Linked DNA regions of Homo sapiens: region 2 is linked to region 1. Evidence: read pairs that join two places in POLR2A ChIA-PET (ENCODE). Cell type or tissue: CD4-positive, alpha-beta T cell. All regions are shown on one strand. Links, peaks and the distances in the headings refer to the core of each region. The heading gives the core; the rest is flanking DNA. Region 1 overlaps MAP3K1 (mitogen-activated protein kinase kinase kinase 1). Region 2 overlaps GPBP1 (GC-rich promoter binding protein 1).

Region 1 (2,924 bases), core at 129-2,628:
CCACGTCATGACATAGAAAGACAGCAATTTGTATAAGTTTCCATTAGTCAGTTTTCCCTCACTGTAGTTATTTCATGCATTGTTTTATAACAAATGACTTACATCAGCTCATAAATGCAATCATTGGCATTTCTATGAGCACAATACCCCAACATTTTTCTGGATTCTGACATGAAGACTGTCACCCATTTTATAAAATTATTAATATCATTTAAATAGAATTAAGGAGCAATAGAATTGGTTCTATTACTTCATCTGGAAAAAAAACTTTTCTCCAACTTAATATTTTTAAGTGACAGAAATGTACCCTTTTGCAAAAAATACCCAAAACCTATTTAAAAGACTTACATTTAAAATCAAATTATACTTTGGGAGGCCGAGGCAGGTGGTTCACCTGAGGTCAGGAATTCGAGACCAGCCTGGCCAACATGGTGAAACCTTGTCTCTACTAAAAATACAAGAATTAGACAGGCATGGTGGTGTCCACCTGTAATCCCAGCTACTCGGGAGGCTGAGGCAGGAGCATCCTTTGAACCTGGGAGGCAGAGCCTTTAGTGAGCTGAGATTGTGCCACTGCACTTCAACGTGGACAACAGAGTGAGACTGTCTCAAAAAAAAAAAAAAAAAAAAAAACAAAAAAAACAACAAATCAAATTATACAGAAACTTGAAACCAATGTAGAGAAACAAAATGGCTTCTGAACTCAGCAACATTAACCATTTTGCATGGAGATCGGTTACATGGGGGAGGGACATGAGGAAGAATTAAGCAAGTAAGTCAATATGTTGGGAATAATCAGTCATGATTCTCACTGCCTGAGAAGAAAGTTACAAATTTGGAAAAAGGGAAAGCTTGAATGAACCCTGTTGGTGTTGGATTGCAGTTGGAAGGTTGGTGTGAGCTCATGGTTTTTATGTATGTAGGTAGGTATATGTATGCGTACTTTGCAAGTGTGCACCGAACTGTGCATATTCATAAATACATTCTAGCTCTACCAAGACAGCCAAGGAGTGGTGACATCCAGTAGAATTGAGCCTATCTAGCACCCAGATGTTGGTTTTAAACATACCATTCTCTATCAAAGGAATCAGGGCTCTTTGGGAAAATGGCTGATTCCAGGGCCAAAGGAGACATTGCGTAAGATGGGGCTGAAAGTATGGAAGTGTTCAAAGAATAATGGTGGCTTGCCAAGGATAGAGAAGCTAGCTCTCAGACATTCCCACTGGGCAAATCCGCAACAAGTTGAGCAAATATATGATGATACATGATAAATAAATGGGAGAAGGGAAAGCTCTTCTTTGCAGCAAAATGTTGCAAAGAAAAAGTGAAGGAACTACATCACCATTTGGCAACCATCAGAGTAATATATTCAGGCAAAAAAGCTAAGAGCAGAGTTAAAACTGGGCAAGAAACATCATATTTATGTAGTCTCTAATATCACCCCCAAAGAATACTTCCAATTATAAAGGTGGATTTTAATTATAAAAGGAAAGACTAACTATACAGTGTTACTATCAGTTATCACCAGTGATGGGGCAAACGACCTCTATGCCTCCTGACATGACACACCGAGAGGAGCACAGCATCACCTCTGTGATGTTCCTGCCAAAAGTGCATACTCTGAATCTAATCAAGAAGCAGCACCAGACAAACTCAATTTGAAGAGCTTCTATAAAACAATAATCTGAAATCTTTAAAAAATTAAGGCCATTAAGGTCAAGGAAGAACTAAGGAATGGCCCTGGATTCAATGAGACTGAAGAAACATGACAACTGAGAGCAACATGTGATCCTGGTTTGGATCCTCTTGCTATAAAGGACATAAATGGGCAGCTGGTGAAACCTGACTGGGGTCTTTGGGTGAAGGGTATACAGAAGTTCTCTGTGGTATTCTTGCAACTTTTATATAAGTATGAAATTATTTCAAAATAAATAAAAGTAACAACATTTGTTCAAAAACTTTTATTTACTATAAAGACAAAAACACCAAAATAGGTACAAATACTATAAAATCGGTTCAATGGGGTAAAAATTTTAATTAAAATATCTCAATATATTTAAAATAACAAAGGATACATTTAAGCCAAATTTTCTTAACCCAGAGATTTTTTTTTTTTTTTTTTGTAACATTTGCTTACACAGTAAGGTGCTAATAGAAGTTAGCCCTTAAGCCCTGGAAATCTTAGGAATCATAGTCACACAGCAAATATAATTTCATTGTGAAAGTGAACTTTGGTAGAAGAAAAATCTATAGGACACCTGAGGTAGTAGAAACTGGAATAAACAGTAGTAGACGTTATTTACAACTTGAGTACCAAATAACATTAAGAACACAAAAATAATTACACGATACAATTTCCAGTCCAGCTTTGATCCAAAGAAAATAAGAATATTACATCACATTTGCATTGAAAACAAAACAAAAAACAAAACACCACAATTACCAGCAAGCTGAGGGAACTGCAAACAAACTCAAACACAATGGATTTTGAAATCTACAGATAGTTTGAGTTTGAAATGTGGTGGGCATGGTGATCTACAAAGTAATACTGATTAGCTGAGGTTCCTCAGTTTATACAGTTTACATTTTTGTCAGACACAGTATTCATCTGACCAATGATCTTCCAGTACATAAAATGGCAAGAGTGCATCCTTTAAAGCTTGCACATGAGAGACTTGGAAACAATCTTATTAGAATTGTGAAAATTCTAAGTAGTCAAAAAAAAAAAAAAACAAAATAAAAAAGAAAGTCAAGTACAACACATTTAGAGATACCAAACTTCACATTTCTGTACTATTTTTAACTCTTCAAATATCGCCAATCTTCCAAAACAAAGGAATGTAAAATTTCACTAAGAAACATATTCACATAAAAAACAAACTGCCTTTTAAAAATTGTAAGCAATATATCCCTGTAAACTTATC
Region 2 (2,924 bases), core at 286-2,785, 320 kb before region 1:
AGAAAACAAGAGGTTAATTACAAATAGAATTCATAAATGATGATTCTGAGAAAGAATAAGACAGAAAAGGTACAATAAAAGTATCACTAGAAAGTATTGTGTTTGTCAAAACCACTTTGGGCAAAGAAACAAATCTCAAATACTGCTAGTTAAGAGTTCAAATTGGGCGGGGTGCAGTGGCTCGTGCCTGTAATCCTAGCACTATGAGAGGCCGAGTCAGGTTGATCACCTGAGGTCAGGAGTTCAAGACCAGCCTGGACAATATGATGAAACCCCATCTCTACTAAAAATACAAAAATCAGCTGGGTGTGATAGCAGGAACCTGTAATCCCAACTACTCAGGAGGCTGAGGCAGGAGAATCGTTTGAACCTGGGGGGCAGAGGTTACAGTGAGCAGAGATCACACCACTGCATTCCAGCTTGGGCGACAGAGCGAGACTCCATCTCAAAAAAAAAAAAAAAAAGTTTAAATTGTCAACTATTTTCTAAAGCTAATTTTTAATTAGAAGAATTCAGAATTTAGAACTGGTGTTCCAAATTCTAAGAGTAAAATCATCATCATTATGAGGGCCTATATAAATTAATCAAGAGTCAGGTCCAAAAAGCATTGAGAATTTCAACGCACGTTAACAATTATCAGCCAGGCTCAATGGCTCACATCTGTAATCACACTTTGGGAGGCCAAGGCAGAAGCATCTCCTGAGCTCAGTAGTTCAAGACCAGCCTGGGCAAGATAGTGAGACCCTGTCTCTATTTTTTTTTTAATTTTTTAAATTACCAATCTTAACTTCAAGTTAACATTTAAATGAAGACAAGTATTTACAAGCTTTTTTTAATGTTTTGTGTATCTTTCCAGATTTTTTTTTTTTTTTTGAGACAGGGTCTCACTCTTGTTGCCCAGGCTGAAGTGCAATGACACGATCTCAGCTCACTACAACCTCTGCCTCCCAGGTTCAAGCGATTCTCCTGCTCAGCCTCCCGAGTAGCTAGGATTACAGGCACGCGCCACCAAGCCCAGCTAGTTTTGTACTTTTAGTAGAGACAGGGTTTTTCCACGTTGGTCCAGCTGGTCTCGAACTCCCAACCTCAGGTGATCCCCCTGCTTCGGCCTCCCAAAGTGCTGGGATTACAGGCATGAGCCACCGCACCCGGCCCAGATGCTAATTTTTATTACTGTGCTTTATGTTAGCTATGAAATCACTTAAAAATTACAAGAAGTCTTACATTTATTTCAGAGAAAATGACAAAAGAGGAAAGCAGGAAACCCATATGCATCCAGGCAGGACTGGGGAAAATGCTGACTTAAAAGACAAACAAGAGCAGCTCGGTACAGGGGAATTCCAGGGACCCACACACGAATGAGAAGGTGGCAAAAGTCAATAACAAGAATTGATTTCAGTGGCTTAATCAACAGAGGTCTCCATTCCCCAACAATTTCAAGTACCTTTTTTTTTAAATTTTAATTATTTGTTTTTTGTGTGTGTGGTTTTGTTGTTTTTTTTTTTGTTTGTTTGTTTTTGGTTTTTTTTTTTTTTTTTTTTTTTTTTTTGAGACAGAGTCTCGCTCTGTCACCCAGGCTGGAGTTCAGTGGCGGGATCTGGGCTCACTGCAACCTCTGCCTCCCGGGTTCAAGCAATTCTCCTGCCTCAGCCTCCCGAGTAGCTGGGACCACAGGCATGTGCCACCATACCCGGCTAATTTTTGTATTTTTAGTAGAAACGGGGTTTCACCATGTTGGCCAGGCTGGTCTTGAACTCCTGACCTCAGGTGATCCACCAGCCTTGGCCTCCTAAAGTGCTGGGATTACAGACGTGAGTCACCACGCCCGGCCTCAAATCCCTTTTTTACAGTCTATGAATTTTTACTCATTTTACAGAATTCCAAAATGAGTCCTATGGAAAGATCACAGAATAGGAGATACATCCTGGATTCTAATCTAGGCTCACACTAATCAGCTATGTGAAAACAATTCAGTTAACCTTCCAAAATCTGTATAAGGTTTAGATGATCACTAAGATCCATCTTCAAACCCTAAAATTATATTCTATAGGAGAATTTTATAACTTAAGTGTATCTTTTTCAACACATATGGCCAAAATTTATTAGGACCTGGTAAGTCCTTATGGGAGAACAAAATGCCAAATTATAAAATTGATTCTGGCTCGAGCGTGGTGGCTCACGCCTGTTATCCCAGCACACTGGGAGGTAGAGGCAGGCGGATCACTTGAGGTGAAATCAAGTTATCAAGTCCCTGTGATAACTCAAGTTTATGTTAATAGTCACTTAGACTGGGGCCCCCAACAGTCTCAGCACAGGGCCAGTAACAGGAAAAATCAAGTGATTAGAGGGTATGAACTTTCAGCCCCACCACCCATAGACCAATTGCTGAACACATGAAAGTGCTGGGAGGGTAGTACACCCAGACAGGGCATGGAAGCTCCACACACCACACCACCTCCCCTCACCTAATACCTCACCATTATCAATCTATTCACCTGTATCCTTTATAATAAAATCAGCAAATGTGTTTCCCTGAATTCTTTGAGCCATCCCAACAAATTGTTCAGACCCAATGGGGGTGGTTGCAGAAATCCTGGTTTGTAACCAGTGAGGAGTACTGGTGACTGGGACTGGCTATTGGCATCTGAAGTGAAAGCAGTCTTGTGGGACTGAACATTTAACCTGTGGGATCTGACCCTATCCCAAGCAGACAGTGTCAGAACTGAAATGAATTATAGGATACCCAGGTAGTGTCTGCTGGAGAACTGCTTTGAGGGGGAGAATCCAAATTATGTGGTTATAGAAGTGTTCTGTGTTGAGAGTAGAGAGGAAAAAAAGTGGGGTTTTTTTGTTTTTTTTTCTTTTACACAGGTCTTATAGTCTAGAAAAGTCAAAACACCTATAGGAATTACTTTAAATCAAAA

The links. ChIA-PET counts read pairs that join two places held together with the same protein. Peaks named below come from ENCODE experiments on the same cell type or tissue, not always from the same donor. Only the 100,000 strongest peaks of a DNase experiment are listed, where the experiment ranks them.
Region 2: POLR2A ChIA-PET joins it to region 1 with 5 read pairs; 7 of 35 experiments call an interaction of 5 or more read pairs at or near these places.

The regions. Positions count from the first base shown.
Region 1 is chr5:56,895,175-56,898,098 of GRCh38, reverse strand. It overlaps MAP3K1 (mitogen-activated protein kinase kinase kinase 1), which reads right to left. Exons shown (of 20, transcript NM_005921.2): 20 at 1,947-2,924. LOC105378980 (a long non-coding RNA gene) reads left to right here. Exons shown (of 3, transcript XR_948347.4): 3 at 1,519-1,662. Among named protein-coding and RNA genes, the nearest start is that of SETD9, 13 kb to the left of the region's middle. In CD4-positive, alpha-beta T cell, for the core only: no CTCF peak of the experiment used is centred there; no DNase peak of the experiment used is centred there.
Region 2 is chr5:57,218,001-57,220,924 of GRCh38, reverse strand. The region is part of intron 3 of GPBP1 (GC-rich promoter binding protein 1); the gene reads right to left. Among named protein-coding and RNA genes, the nearest start is that of GPBP1, 45 kb to the right of the region's middle. In CD4-positive, alpha-beta T cell, for the core only: no CTCF peak of the experiment used is centred there; a DNase peak (open chromatin) is centred at 1,314; H3K27ac peaks cover 359 bases.